Linked DNA regions of Homo sapiens: region 2 is linked to region 1. Evidence: read pairs that join two places in POLR2A ChIA-PET (ENCODE). Cell type or tissue: Caco-2. All regions are shown on one strand. Each heading gives the region's core, and the rest is flanking DNA. Links, peaks and the distances in the headings are about the cores only.

Region 1 (7,489 bases), core at 1,697-6,696:
TGCTTACTCATTTCTGGTTATCAGTGAGCTGCAATGTTTCAAACTGCCAGTGGACAGTCAGAGATAAACTTGGGCCAGCTTCAGACTGAGTGGCGCCCGGGACGTATTGCATGTGTTGTGTGTTTTCTTTCTTTCTTTCTTTCTTTCTTTCTTTCTTTCTTTCTTTCTTTCTTTCTTTCTTTCTTTCTTTCTTTCTTTCTTTCTTCTTTCTTTCTTTCTTTTTTTAACTGTGGGATGATATATTATTTTTTGACCTGAATATGTTTATGTAAGGAACAGAAAAAAAAATCCCCTAAATCTAAGGGTAACGAACCCTATTGACATGCTGCCCTTTTCTCTTTTCTTTGTGCTTTTTTCTTCTCTATATTTGAGGCCCAAAGTGGTAACAATAGAAAGAAGTCACAAGAGGAACAGTCCAGGTTTTGGGGAGACAAATCCTGGGAGAACAGCCCAAGTACGGTCGGCATGTGCGCATCTATTTCCCACAGACGCTGTGCGTGGCGTCTACACACAGGATAGGCTCTGACATCAGTGTGAAAGGCAAAAATCATGTCCACATTTCAATTACCTCTAAAATTCCCTTAAATCTCCCATACCAGCACTTTGGGAGGCCGAGGCTGGTGGATCACGAGGTCAGGAGATCGAGACCATCCTGGCTAACACAGTGAAACCCCGTCTCTACTAAAAATACAAAAAAATTTAGCCGGGCGTGGTGGCGGGTGCCTGTAAACCCAGCTACTGGGGAGGCTGAGGCAGGAGAATGGCGTGAACCCGAGAGGTGGAGCTTGTCGTGAGCCGATATCGCGCCACTGCACTCCAGGCTGGGCGACAGAGTGAGACTCCGTCTCAAAAAAAAAAAAAAAAAAAAAAAAAATCCCCCATAAAGCGCAGTGAGATGGTTTTGGGTAAACAATTCTGCAGAATGATTCTGTATATGTAAGATTGAGAACCACTGAACTCTAATGGAAAGATATTTTGTATGGTGATATTGGGGCCTTATATAAGAAAACTGTCAATCTCTAGTTGTGCATAGGAGGGAGGCAAAGAATTCTAAACTATCCCTTTTTGCCAGTAGAGACCTCCCCATCTTATAGGAGTCAACTTCTGTAACTTTATTTATTAACTTATTTATTTATTTTAGACATGTTCTTGCTCTGTTGCCCAGGCCGGAATGCAGTGGCATAATCTTGGCTCACTGCAACCTCCACCTCCTGGATTCAAACGATTCTCCTGCCTCCCCCTCTTGAGTAGCTGGGATTACAAGTGTGCGCCACCACACCCGGCTACTTTTTGTATTTTTTTTTTCAGTATCCAAACATCAGGTGATCCGCCTGCCTCAGCCTCCCAAAATGCTGGGATTACAGGCATGAGCCACCGGGCCTGGCCAACTTCTATAACTTTAACACCTGGTAATAGATTTGTTGTTGTGAGGAGTGAGAACTTCAGTCCCCCATAGGTGAACTGCATGCATGATGTCACCACAAAGGGAGGGCTTTGAATGTAGGCTACTAACGAGACTTTTGGAAACTTTACATTTTTTGATGCCGTCAACAGGACTGATTAGAGCTCTGCAGACAGTCAGTATCCTTTTCTTATGTGAAAACCTCTGTCCCCTTCCCCATCAAATAGCAGGCACAGAAACTGGGTGGCCTATCATAGACCACCTCAGCCAGCAAGTGTGGGGGTGGGGGAATAAAACCTACCTACTCTCGCTTCCTTTGTACCTCCACCACTAGGCCATTTCCTGACGGCATTTCTGCTTCTTTAGGAATCTCCCTGAAAACCAGATTCCACAGCAGACTTCCAAGCATTGTAGAAGGTCTGCATAGTTGGACACTTTTGGGTTCCTCCATTTTACTTAAGATGGCGGAGGGGGCCAGGCACTTTGGCTCATGTTTGTAATCCCAGCACTTTGGGAGGCTAAGGTGGGTGGATCCCTTTAGCCCAGGAGTTCGAGACCAGCCTGGGCAGCATGGCAAAACCCTGTCCCTATAAAAAATACAAAAATTAGGGAGGCATGTTATAGTGGTGCATGCCTGTTGTCCCAGCTACTCAGGAAGCTGGGGTGCGATGATCACTTGAGGCCAGGAGGTTGAGGCTGCAGTGAACTATGATCACACCACTGCACTCCAGCCTGGGTGACAGAGCAAGACCCTGTCTCAACAACAACAACAACAACAACAACAACAACAAAACTGACTGGATGGAGTGTGAGTGTGTTTTGTGCAAACCAACAGATATAAAATGTAAACAACGCACTCTAAGTTGCCGGAACAAGGCCAAGCAGCGCCCCACCAGCCAGGGAGGAGAGCTGCTTGTGACATGACCACCTGCCGGCCCCAGAGTCCCCTTGCCACCCCTGAAGGGCTACGAATCCCAGAAGCACAGGTAACACAGCCACGCGACTCCCAGGTTGATGCAGGGACAGATGGTTGAGCGGCTTTCCACCTCTGCAGCTTTAGCTAAATTATGGAGGCTGAGATATGCAGAGAAACATCTTCAGGAAATACACACAGGAGGTGCAATAAAACACTTCTGGGGCTATGTGTGTTCTGTTTATTTAGCAGTTTGTGAGGTGAAAAACACATCAGAGTAAACCACTTTTCCTCCAGACTTTTATCACGCTCAATGTTATGACTATCTTTGGGTTTTAGAACACTCAGCTTGTTTTCCTTGAACACAATTTAAATTATAAGCTGGGAGGGGAGGAGATCTTTGCAGAAAACATTACGCTTATAAATTGAGTGCCGACCACCACTGCTTCAGGATTTGTCATTCCTGTCCCAGAGGTGGCCTGTGTGGACTCCCTCCTGGAAAGGGCTCTGCAGCATCCCTCGGCATGCTGCCTTCCAGACACTGGGGATGGCCGGCAGCAGCAGCTGGAGCAGCTGAGAGCAACAGAGAGGGAGCACCAAACACGCAGGGGGTGGGCGCAGGACTCAGACATCTGAGTTCTGATCTCTCCTGTCTCACCGCCCTGCTGGTCACCTCTTCCCGGTTCATCGCCTGCCCCCACTTCTGATTTCTCAAGAAAGGATGCTACTGATGACTTCTAGAGAGAAAATAAGAAGGCTGATGAGGGGACCGGAATCGCCTGCCTCTGTCTTTGTTTTCTCCCCTTTCCCAAGTGCCTGGGGTGAGGCATGGGGGAGGGACTAGACATGGAAGAGAAGGAGAAAGTTCTAGAAGACTGTCTTCCTAACGGGAACGTGGCTGCCGGTAGAAAAATCAGCAAGCCAGGCAGTCTGGGAGATGGGTGAATGGGTCGTGGTGTCCTCTGCAGAGCACACTCAGAAAGCTGCTCCCAACTGTGACAGAGCCCTGCAGGGACTGCTGGGTGTCGCCTGGCTGGGGACAGGGCCTTCCTGGATGTTGGGCTGGCTCTGCTCATCCCACAGTAAGCGAACATCCACTGCTTCTGGTCGGCAGGAGTTCAGCCCCAAGTCTTGGAGAGAGCTCTGTTTCTTCAGCCTCTGCCACTCCCATGTCATAGGGATTCGATCACAATTATGGGATCCTGAAAGGGAGACTTAGTGCTAGTGTAGCTCAGAGACTGGCACAGTCTTCCCAGTGCCAGGTCAGAGGATGGCGCAGTGGCCATGACGTGCCCTCTGCAGAGAGCCGGTGTCAGGCAACTGCACTTTATGACAGCCTGATCAGTGTGGACGTTGACCCGGCCCATAGCCAACAGCCCACCTGTGGGGAGCTTCCACTGGCAGAAGGCGGTAGCAGCTTGGGGAGACACTCGGGGCTCCACCACATTGGTAGCATGGGTCATGGGAAAGGGAAGAAGGAGCATGGACACCTTGTCACAAAGCTCAGTTCCTCTTGATTAGAACCCAGCCCTCTGGAGGCAGCAGAAACCACCAACAATCTTCTATTTTAAAATCTATTGTTAGAAACTTCAGGCATCCACCAATGTGCTCAAACCTGGCTCTGCACCTGCAAAATTGTTTTGCACAGTCCTGAATAAATGAGGCTAGAGTTCTTTCCCTGGCACGTCCATGGGGCCCTCTCAACCCAGAAATCGTCCAGTGACAACAGTCACTGTCCCCACTGTCATGCCCTGTTTAATGAAGGTCCTTCCAGTGTGGTCTTCCTTTTGCTTCCTTCCTCCTCTGCAAGCTAAAGACCATAAAGACTCAGGGTCTTTCGGAGTTAATTCAAGCACCAAACACCATTGTAGATGAAACAGACAATAATGTGAAAATAAATAACAGTCACCTGTCACCTTGTCTTCCAGAGATAACCACTGCTCATATTTTCAGTGTCTATCCCCCCGAGTCTTTTTCCTGTGCACACACACTTTTGTATTTTGACAGCAAGTAAAGAACCAGGGAGAGGTGGCCTCCCAGGCCATTCAGAAATGCAATTTAAACAACTAGGCATGGTTCGCAAACTTTAGTGCTCATAAGCATCACCTGGAGAGCTTGTAAAACACATTCCCAGACCCGACCCTCAGGAATTCCACATTCCCTGGGTGCTGAGAGAGACAGGCCGGCCCATCCAGCCCAGACTCCTCAGAAAACCACTCGCACCTTCCGGGCTCAGGCACTGTGGCTTCCTGAGGAGGCTTTGACCTTAGATCACACTCCAGCTGGGCCTTCAATGAAGAGTCTGTCAGGATGAGAAGGGAAAGAATGTTCCAGGTAATTGTGCAGGGCAGGGAGCCCTCTGAGGTCGTGGTCACTGGGTCCCTGGTGGTAATTAAATAAGGCATGTAAAATGCCAGGTATAATCTTCACCCATATTATGTGACCAGCAAACAAATCCTGTCAGCTCCCGGATCCACCAACACCCGTTTTATCTTTTGGATTTTTTTCATCGTTAAAAATTCAAGCATTGGCTGAGCACAGTGGCTCATGCCTGTAATCCCAGCACTTTTAGAAGCTGAGGTGTGAGGATTGCTTGACGTCAGGAGTTGGAAAGCAGCCACACCCCTGTCTCTACAATAAATTTTTTAATTAGCCAGGTATGGTGGTATACGCCTGTAGTCTTAGCTGCTGCAGAGACTGAGGTGGGAGCATTGCTTGAGCCCAGAAGTTCAAGGCTGCAGTGGGCTGGGATCACACCAATGCACTCCAGCTTGGGCGACAGAGTGAGACCTTATCAGTAAAAAAAAAAAAAAAAAAAATCAAGCACTCACAAATGTAGCGAGATGAGTACAAGGAATACCCTTACACCCATCACCCAGATTCAACAATTGGCAGGACTCTGCCACCCGACCGCCTTTTACTGGCTTAGGTCTGGTCCAGAGGCCCAGAAACAGGGAGCAGAAGGAAGCCTTCAGGGAGATGCCAGGGGAGAAAGAGGTCGTCCCCAACAACAGTGGCGGGGGAGCCAAAGTGTGGGACAGCAGGAAGTGAGCTGCCAGCGAAGCTTCCTGGGTATTAATGCATGAACCTGATTTTGAAACAAGCAAACTCAGAAATGCTTCTCTGACTCACCCATCCCACGAACGGCCCTGTGGATAACATAAGTTTTAAACGGGTCGTTAAACCTGCCCGTAACCTGGTCAACCTCGCCATGTTCATCTGCATGGACGTGTGGTCTTTGGCACCAATGACGTGATGGCTGCTGGAGCATTTCCATGGGATGTACAGGTCCACAATCTTACTGGCATTGTTCTGTGTAGTGAGGCCACACTAGGCACGAGCAGAGAAAACTGTTTTGTTTTGTTTTGTTCTCTGACTGTTAAAACTTTCTTCACATGTTGGTGGTCTCTAACAGCCTGTTTATATTTAAGGGCCAGTCACTAGAAGGTTTCTTGGAAGCTCTGTGCGTTGTTGTAGACTGTTGTTCTCAACTGGGGTGATTTTGCCCCCAGGAGGCATTTGGCAATATCTGGAGACATTTTTGATTGTCCCAACAATCAAAGTGCTGCTGGCATCCAGTGGTAGAGACCAGGGATGTTGCTCAGCATCCTAGAATGCACAGGACAGTCCCACAACAAAGAAGTAGCCAGCCCCAGATGCATAGTGCCAGACTGAGAAAGCCTGCCCTGGGGTGATCACGTGGGCACCAGTCCTGTCCTTCATATCTGTTTCTTTTGAGTGGATCAGTTTCCATCCTGAGAAACCCATCCCTCACCAAACTTGGAAGGCAGAGTGTGTGGCTCCAGCATTCAGAAGCCAGGTGCACTCAGTAAGCAGACTTTCAGACACACCCGCTGTTTTCAGTGCGGAGTCTCTGGTATGAGGAAAACAGTGCAGAACTTCTCTGGGTCCATTTCCCCTGAAAGCAACCTCCTGACATGTGTGAGGTGGGCAGGTGGAGTGGCCAGGCTGGTTGGGCTTGGGAAGAGGACCTGGCGTGGGAATGTGTGGGGCATTGGAAGGAGGGTCATCTAGCTGCTCCTTATGCAAAATTCAAACAGTCCTGCTCTTAGCTCTGTTTTGTACTCCCACCTTCGCTGACCCTGGGGGCCTTCCATTCCTGAGCCTTCCTGAGATGTTCATTGTGAGTAGATCTGCTTCCTGCAGGCAGTCAGGTGTCCACTCTCCCTGGGTGATGTCCGTGACCTTGTGCTCTGTGTCTTCCAGCATGTTGTGGTTGGGCCCTTCTATGGCCTCCTCTGCACATGCATGTCTGGATTTATCCCTTTGTTGTCATTTTAGTGAGGGTTGGGGAAGGAGTAGAGATAAACATGTGTTGAGTTTATCATCTTAAACCAGAAGTGGTATCCTTGTGTGCTGGAAAACTGTAGATTTCATTAAAAGCTCTGAAGTGTGTCTGGCTTCTGAGGAGGACAAAGTGCTGGTGCTGGAGCTCTTCTGGCTTACCTAGAGGCAGGATTTGAGGGATGGCATCATATAGGAGGAAGAAGAGCTCTGTGACCTTCATGTTGCAGAGCCTCAATGTCCCTGTGTGTGAAATGTGCGCTCTCAGTCCTGCTGGTACAGATGGAATGAGGGGATGGGTGTGGAAGAGCAGAGAGCACTGCCGAGGGCTGTGGTTTATGATTGCCATCCTCATGGCTGCAGTCATTACCATCATCTCCTTTAACTGTATGACCAAGGCAATGTGTCACTTCGGTACTGTGACAGAATGTAGCTCCCTGAGCTCCCTGGTAGACAGGCTTAACCCAGCAAATGGGCATGGGTACCAACTGCTTCGTTTTCTTGCCAGAGGCCTCCAGTTTGGTTGGCAGAGTGGTGACCAGCTGACCAATTGAACGGGGCTCTTCAGTGTCACAGATGATGCAGCAGTGCAGAGGGGCAGTGACTCCAGCTCCGGGTACAGACTCCAGCAAATGGCCAGGGAGCGGGGAAGGCCGACCTGGGGTGACCCTGCAGCCCCTGCCCCATTGTCCACCCCCTACAATGGAAGAAGCAGGCTCACTCCAGTGGCTCAAAACTCCCCGCATTTTGGTATCCCACCTGGTTCTTTTAACTTGAGGGTGAATTAATTTGAAGGATGAGGGATAGGACCCAACCATAACCAAGTAGGGATTCACTGGCTCCTTCTATCAGCGGGTAGGGTGGGGAGT
Region 2 (7,489 bases), core at 825-5,824, 58 kb before region 1:
AATCTATCTGGAGAAAAAGTGTTTCCTGGAAGCCTAGGAACATGGCTGGGACCCCCGGGTGGACGGGAAATGCCTCAGCTCCAGCTCACTTTTAGGGACCAAATAGTTCTGGCTGAGGAATGGAAGGAGCATGGTCGGGGGATTTTACCCCAAAGGCCTGGCTCTAATATTTTGCCCTGTTTGCCTCCACCTTTGGGACTGGGCTTTGGGAACAGACAATGCCACAGGGTTGAAGAGCCTGAGTGTCTGAATCTTGCCCTGTTACAGCCCTCTCTCCCCTTGATGTCCTCAAGACATGGAGGTCAAGGCAAATGTCTGCTTTGGATCCTGATAAGCTAATGTGGACCGTGTTGAGAATGCCTCTTTATTGGGCAGGCTGGGGGCCCAGGACCAAGTCACGTGGCTGTTCCCCCAAGCCCACGCATACATCTTTCCGTGGGAGGAAAAGCCTATCTGGGAAGAAGCTGCCCACCAGGAAGAGCCAGGGGCTGGGAGCCTTCACCCCAGGACCTGAGACATGGCAGGTCTGGACCAGCTGCTACCTAGACCACCTGGGGGTAGGGGAGACCCCCATAGATGGGGAGACCGGAGGCTCCCTTGCCTCTCAGCAGGTGGAGGGAGAGAAGAGAGGCAGAGCTTCTCTGGGCAGGACAGTCCCAGCCAGGGGCACTCGACCCCGTTGGCCCCAGCCTTTCCCACATTTTTGATAACATTGTTTTTATTGGTAAATACGCCTCACATACATAAACTTGCGTAAAAGTGTGTGTCCAGTTGAATGAAGAATTATGATGTGGACACCTGGGTAATACTCCTTAGGTCAGGAACTAGACTAGAACTTGCACCCTGGAAGCCCCTGGGTGTGTCTCCCCGGCCAAACCCTTCCTCCTTGCAGAGTCATCATCCTCCTAGCTTTTAGGATGGTCATCTCTTTTCTTTCCTTTATAGTCTGATCGCTTATGTATGTATTCTTAAACAATGCACTTTAGCTTTGGCTGTTTTTCAGCTCTATAGAAACGGAATCATACTCTATGGATTCTTTTTTTTTTTTTTTTTTTTTTTTTTTTTTTGAGATGGAGTCTCACTCTGTCTCCCAGGCTGGAGTGCAGTGGCGCAATCTTGGCTCATTATAACGTCCACCTCCTGGGTTCAAGCAATTCTCCTGCCTCAGACTCCTGAGAAGCTGGGATTATAGACGCCCGCCACCATGCCTGGCTAATTTTTGTATTTTTAGTAGAGGTGGGGTTTCACCATGTTGGCCAGGCTGATCTCGAACTCCTGACCTCAAATAATCCACCCACCTTGGCCTCCCAAAGTGTTGGGATTACAGGCGTGAGCCACCGTGCCCGGCCTGGGTGCTTTTATCTTGCTTCTTTCCTTCAACATTGCTTTTTGAGATGCATCTATATGTGTGGCTTAAGTTCACTGAGTTTTCATTGCGGTATAGCATTTTCTTGTATGAATCTGCCACAACTACTTATTCACTTCCCTGTAAATGGAAAATTGGCTGTGGAATGGGTTGTTAGCAGTGGACAAGGCTGTGATGAATATTTCTGAGGGTGAGTCACTGTGCACACGTGCTCAAGTTTCTCTATAGTCTGCACCTAGAATTGGAAGTTCTGGATTTCCATATCCATAATTTTAAACATAATGCCACTCTTTTCCAAAGGGATAAATTGGGTTGTCCAAATCTTCATGGGTTTGTCTATTTATCATTTTAGTTTTGTCATTTTTTTGCTTTATATATTTTGAAGCTATGTTATTAATACATAAAATTATATCTTTTGGTGAATTGAGCATATTCAAAAACACTTTTGGCTTACATTCAAAAATGTCCCTAAGAGCACTGTGCACTGCCAACACTGAGCAAGAGCCCCGTGTAGAAAACTCACCAAATGGTATCTTCGTATCATTAAGAAGTGACCCAAATGATCTCTGCTAATGCCTTTTGCTTTTAAGCCTATGTTGTATTTGTAACAGGATCTTGGGAAAAAGAGACCACAGAAGAGCAAAGTTGGTAAGTGTGAGCCATAGAAGGTTGGAGAGAGGAGCAAGGTTGCTCCCCAGTGAGGTCTTGGCCCCTCTCCCTTCTCTTCGGAGATGGCATCTTATTATAATTCCTCCAGGCTCAGGGATACAGAAGTGTCCTCAGTTCTCTCCCTCAAGGGAACTGGAATGAGGCACAGGAGGTGGAGCAAAACCTTGAGGACAGCCACGTGCACCTGCCGGTTCCCAGAAGCTGAGCAACAGAGACCCAGCTGTGCACAGCTGTGGCCTCTCCACATGCTCACCCGCCACCCCAGGGGAGTTGGTGGCTGGTGCCTCCCTCCCTGAATTTTTTCCTTGCGTGTTGATTTTCCTTGAGCTCTGGGTGTGAGAATGCTCTCAGGTGCTGTGTTAGAATGATGTGCTTCCTCTCAGCTCACACAGAGGGCCAGATATTTGTCAATTTTGTTGTTCTTTCATTCATGTATGTATTAGTCAATCAGTCAACAAGTATTAATTGAGCACTGCTCTGTGCAGGCATTGGGCTGTTCTGGTTCTTCTTTTTGAGTTTCTTGGTCGCTGTTTATGGACAGTAGATAACACTGTGTTTGAAAGGCCAGAGATGCACTCTGAGGTCCTGCGGTGGCCAGGAAGGCTTTGGCCAGTTAGTAGGGGAGGGTGAGCAAGGGAGGTCTCCCCACTTCCTCGGACTCTTCTCTGTGCAAGTCGGAAACCTCTGATGTGAACATTTCTTGCTACAGGATAACTCTGCTCCTGAGAACCAAGAAGGCTGGTGACAGGAAAATGCCCCCCTGAAGCTGGCTGGGGATCTCACTTAGGGGTGACATAAAGTGAGGGATGTGCTGCCAAATGTCCTTGATTCTTTCTCCCCAAACTAACAAGATCTTAATTAAGCTTCACTCCGGCAGACAATTCAGAGATAAGCTAAGTGCCAGTTGCCGGGGCGCTTCTAGAGGCCAAGGCTTTAACAGCCACCATCCAGTCATGGGAAGACTAGGACTGGGAAGTGGAATTTTATTGCCAAAGTGGGATGCTTTTGAGAGTAAAAGAGGTGCTATTAATACGTATACAGGAATAACAGCTGTAAACCAGAACTGTCTTAGGCAAACTGGGATGTATGATCCCCCTTTCTAGAATGGTGTTTTTCAGAAGCACTCTGCAATGCAAAAAATGTAGTCTGCTTTTCGGCATGTAACTCAGAACTCCTGCTGATGAACAGGAATCCTCCAAGACAAATCTGACTCCTGCTTCCATTTCCCCTAGAGCACAGAACAGGAGCACAGCCCCAGATGCTGCTGGGTTGGGGCCACTTTATAAAGCCCCTCTGGACCTCCAGGACATGGAAAAGATGCATGCAATGCTCCCCTGGGGAAGTAGCAACCAGCCTGGAATCTCAGGGACTCTTTGAAGATGTGCGGGCAGGAGGGAGGAAATTCTTGTAGCTGGGTGGGGTCAGAACACAGGCCTTTGCTCCACACTGACATTTTCTTCAAAGGTCAAGAATGTGTTTGGGCTTTGTAGATGTTTTGCCAGAATATGATTTAGGGGAAGTTCCAAGCCCGGAGATTCAGTTTTTAAGTCGGCTGTCTTCTGTTTCCATGCCACAGTGCATTCATTGATAGTATTTTTAGAAAAGGATCTTTGAAAATGGGAAGGCAGGTATGACAGCAGGGTGATTCATTGGCTGTGCCTCTGCACTGGATGTCTTGGGGGCTGGGCATGAGGTCCCGGACGCGTGTGGATCACAGAAGGGCATGGGCTGGTACCATGAAGCAGGCAGGAACCCAGAGCACTGCAACTGCGCTGTGAACTCTTAGGTAGACCAGAGAGGTGAGGCGGGAACCTGGAATTTGGATGTACTTGCAGAGCTGGGATGGCGCTGACACAGCCTCCTGTGTCACAGCTTCCATCTCGGTGCGCGGGTCAGAATGAGCACCAACGCACACGCAGGATCATGACTCACCTCCCGCCTGTCCCCCCTTGCCTTGCTGTCAGGCCTTACTGCTGAGATACCACGTGTGTAGTTCTATGTGTGCTTGGGCACTCAACAGAGAGAGAGCTGAGATCTGCTCAGCTTTCTACTTAGCCAACGAATGTCCCACCTTCTGAGACTTCCCAGGTGCAAAACCCAGCATTCTCCTCCTAGTGAGAGGCAGCTGCCCTGCAGGGATGGACAGGCACTAGCTGACCCTCCAGGCTGAGGCGATGACAACCGGGAAAGATTTTCCATGCCTTTTTTGGTTCTACAAAAGAAAAAAAAAACAGGAAGACTGAAAGAATGGTTTATAATTGATTCTTAACAAGGAAGGATAATTAAACTAATAATAGTGCTAACGATAATAATTACTAGATGCAGTAGCAAACATTCTTAAATTCAGCATTTCAACTAATCCTCACAAGGACCCGCTGAGGTTGGTATCATTAGCTCCATATTTGAGCTGGAGAAACAGAGGCAGAGAGAGGCTGAATTGCTTGCTTGCCTGACATCGCACTGCTGGGAAGTGGCGCCAGTGTGGGAGCTGTCCTGGTTCATGTGGGACACAGGGACAATGACAATTGGCCAGACAAGAATGTCCTTGGGCTCCCACTATCAAATCCCACAGCTTCCCCTGTGTTTCTCTCTATTCTTTCCCCTTTCTAAATCGTGAGGAAGGCAAAGGTGGCCCTGCCTGTCCCAGGCTTGGGCATACTGAGGGGCCCTTCTCCTCTCTCTGCTCCAGCTTTTCTTATTCCCCATCGGGTCCTCCCATCAGCACTTACTGTCTCACGTCTCCCGTGAAAAAGAAACAGACAAAAGCTCTCTTCCTGGGGGGCTTCCTCCCTCTTCTCTGTGCTTCCTTCCTGTGCCACTAAATTTCTAGCAAGAACTTGGGTGCGTCCACTTCACAGCCCGCTGCCATTTGCATTCTGCCCCCATCAGCACGGCCCGGTCACCCATCAGCTCATAACTGAACCCAGCGTCCGCCTCTGTCCCTGTCCCGCTCGCCTTCTCGGAGGATTCGAGAGCGGCCACTCCTTCCTGGCTGCAGCGCTCCCCTCTCTCCCTTTCCTCACGACACCTCCTCCTGATTCTCCCTCTCTTCCCCCAGCCGCTCCTTCCCAGTTTGCTTTACAGATGCTCCTCTTCCTGCCCACTCGTGAGGCTGAATTTTAGGTGTCAGCTTGACTGGGGCGCGGAGTGCCCACATATCCTAGGTTTGTCTATGAGGGTGCTTTTGGACCAGGAGCATTTGAATGGGTGGGTGGAGCAAGGCAGATGGCCCTCCCCAGTGGGTGTGTGGGCCTCGGCCAATCTGCTGCCGGCCTGAATAGAACACCAGGCGAGGGAAAGGAGAATTTACCCTCTCTGCCGGACTCTTCTGGAGCTGGAACCGCAGTCTCCCGCTGTCGAACTTGGACTAGAACTTACACCATCAGCTCTCTTGCTTTTCAGGCCTTTGGACTCAGACTGGAACTGGGTCTCCAGCTTCCTGATGGCAGATCTTGGGACTTCAGTCTTCACGACTGTGTGAGCCAATTCCTTATAATAAATCTCTTTATATATGTATTTATATATAATCTATGGGTTATTTCTCTGGATAACCCTGAATAATGCACCCTTCCACAGTGCTGGTGTCTCGGAGCACTCTTCACTTCTCCTTGCTCCTGTAACCCCATGTCTGTGATAACAGAATTTGTGTCACATTGTCATAAGCCTAATAACATCCTTGAGGGCACAGATTGCATCTTATTCATCTACCTAAGCCATAATAGGTGCTCAGCAAGCGTTTGAACAAATGAATGAACAAACTACAAACTTGAAGACACAGAGAACCAAGCATAATACATATGACCATGAGTGATTCTCATCCACCGTCCATTCAGCCCCTGCTGATGGGGATGCCATCCATGGGGACTGCCATCCAGATGCAGAAAGCTAAAGATTCCCTCCCTGAAGGCTAGACACAGTGGCTTACACCTGTAATCTCAGCACTTTGGAAGGCGGAGGTGGGAGCATCATTTGAGGCCACAAGTTCAAGACCAGCCTGGGCAACATAGCGAGACCTCGTCTTTACAAAAAAATTTTAAAACATTAGCCATCTGTGATGGCGCACATCTGTGGTCCCAGCTACTTGGGAGGCTGAAGCAGAATAATTTACTTGAGCCCAAGAGTTTGGGGCTCCAGTGAGCTACGATCGTGCCATTGCATTCTAGCCTGGGTGACAGAGCAAAACACCTGTCTCTTAAAAAAAAATGAAGATAAAAATAAAAAATAAATAAGAATGAAATAAGATCCCCTTTCTGGTCCTCTGCACCCAGCACCATGAGTCCTACTCACATCCTAGGGTCATCACAGCAGGGATGTGCCCTGGGCACCTCGGACTTCCTCTGACCCTAAAGTTAAGGCTTTTACCTCCACTGCTGTGGTTATTTTAAAAAATCTTTCAACCATTTTTGTCTCTACATTGCATCACACTGCTAAAATGGGGTCTCTTCTCTCTGGTCAGAAAGGCAAGTGCTCAATTTTTCTTACCCGTTACACTGCAGGAAATGGGCTTAGTTCCCCGTGCTATACTGACTCCAAGCTGGCTGAACTGGCATTTCTTCTATTTGTGCCTGGTTTTTGTTTTGTTTTTCATTATTTTTTTGCATTTGGCATTTTTTCCATTTGGCCACCCCAGGCCTTGAGCCTCAGGACTTTACCATCACACACTGGTAAGATAAGAGGTGCCTTACCTTACCACACTGCTTAGTTTCCTTCCAGTCTCCTGCCTCAGTCCCTCTCTATCTTCCCCGTTTGATTTCTTTATTAATTATGGGCCAATGTTTGTCTCTCTCTGGATTGCCCCACCTGCCCCTGCCCCAGAATGTAAACCCTTAAGATATGTACTTTGTCTTGCTCATAACTGTATCCATAGCACCTAGGACACAGCTTGGCCCAATACATATTTATTGAATAAATATCACCAAATGAATATTTCTGTATTTGTTGTTGTTGTTACTGGGTTTAATATTCTGACCTGGACAAGACAGAGCTGTGTTATTTCTCTAGGTTGTCTGACTCTAAGGTCTTGGTGATCCCTCTGGTCTTGAAACCCCTCTGTGCTCTCTTAGTGTTCAGATGGGCAATGCCTCATGGCAAGACATCTGTAGGAAAATTTGGGGGTACAGATTGTGTCTTATTCTTCTACCTAACCCATAATAGGCATTCAGAAAGTGTTTTAACAAATGAATGAACAAACTACAAACTTGAACACACAGAGTAAATATCTTTTCATTCACGTTACTCGGCCATTTTCTTGATGGTTGACTTTTAGGATGTATATAATTCAAGAACCAGAATATATAAAGTTATAATTGGTAGGCCATAATAGTCACCATGGAATGGTTCCCATGGAATGATCCTCATCATTTTTGAGTTAATTTTTGTGTAAAGTATGAAGTGTAGGTCAAGGTTCATTTATTTTGCATATGGATGGCCTACTGTTCTGTTTGCTGAAAAGAT

What was found. Peaks named below come from ENCODE experiments on the same cell type or tissue, not always from the same donor. Only the 100,000 strongest peaks of a DNase experiment are listed, where the experiment ranks them.
Region 2: POLR2A ChIA-PET joins it to region 1 with 5 read pairs; 6 of 35 experiments call an interaction of 5 or more read pairs at or near these places.

What each region holds. Positions count from the first base shown.
Region 1 is chr13:26,975,689-26,983,177 of GRCh38, reverse strand. It overlaps the pseudogene RPS21P8. Among named protein-coding and RNA genes, the nearest start is that of USP12-AS1, 150 kb to the left of the region's middle. In Caco-2, for the core only: no CTCF peak of the experiment used is centred there; a DNase peak (open chromatin) is centred at 4,477.
Region 2 is chr13:27,032,536-27,040,024 of GRCh38, reverse strand. No RefSeq gene overlaps it. Among named protein-coding and RNA genes, the nearest start is that of USP12-AS1, 89 kb to the left of the region's middle. RefSeq lists an enhancer at 3,029-4,228. In Caco-2, for the core only: no CTCF peak of the experiment used is centred there; DNase peaks (open chromatin) are centred at 3,394 and 3,814.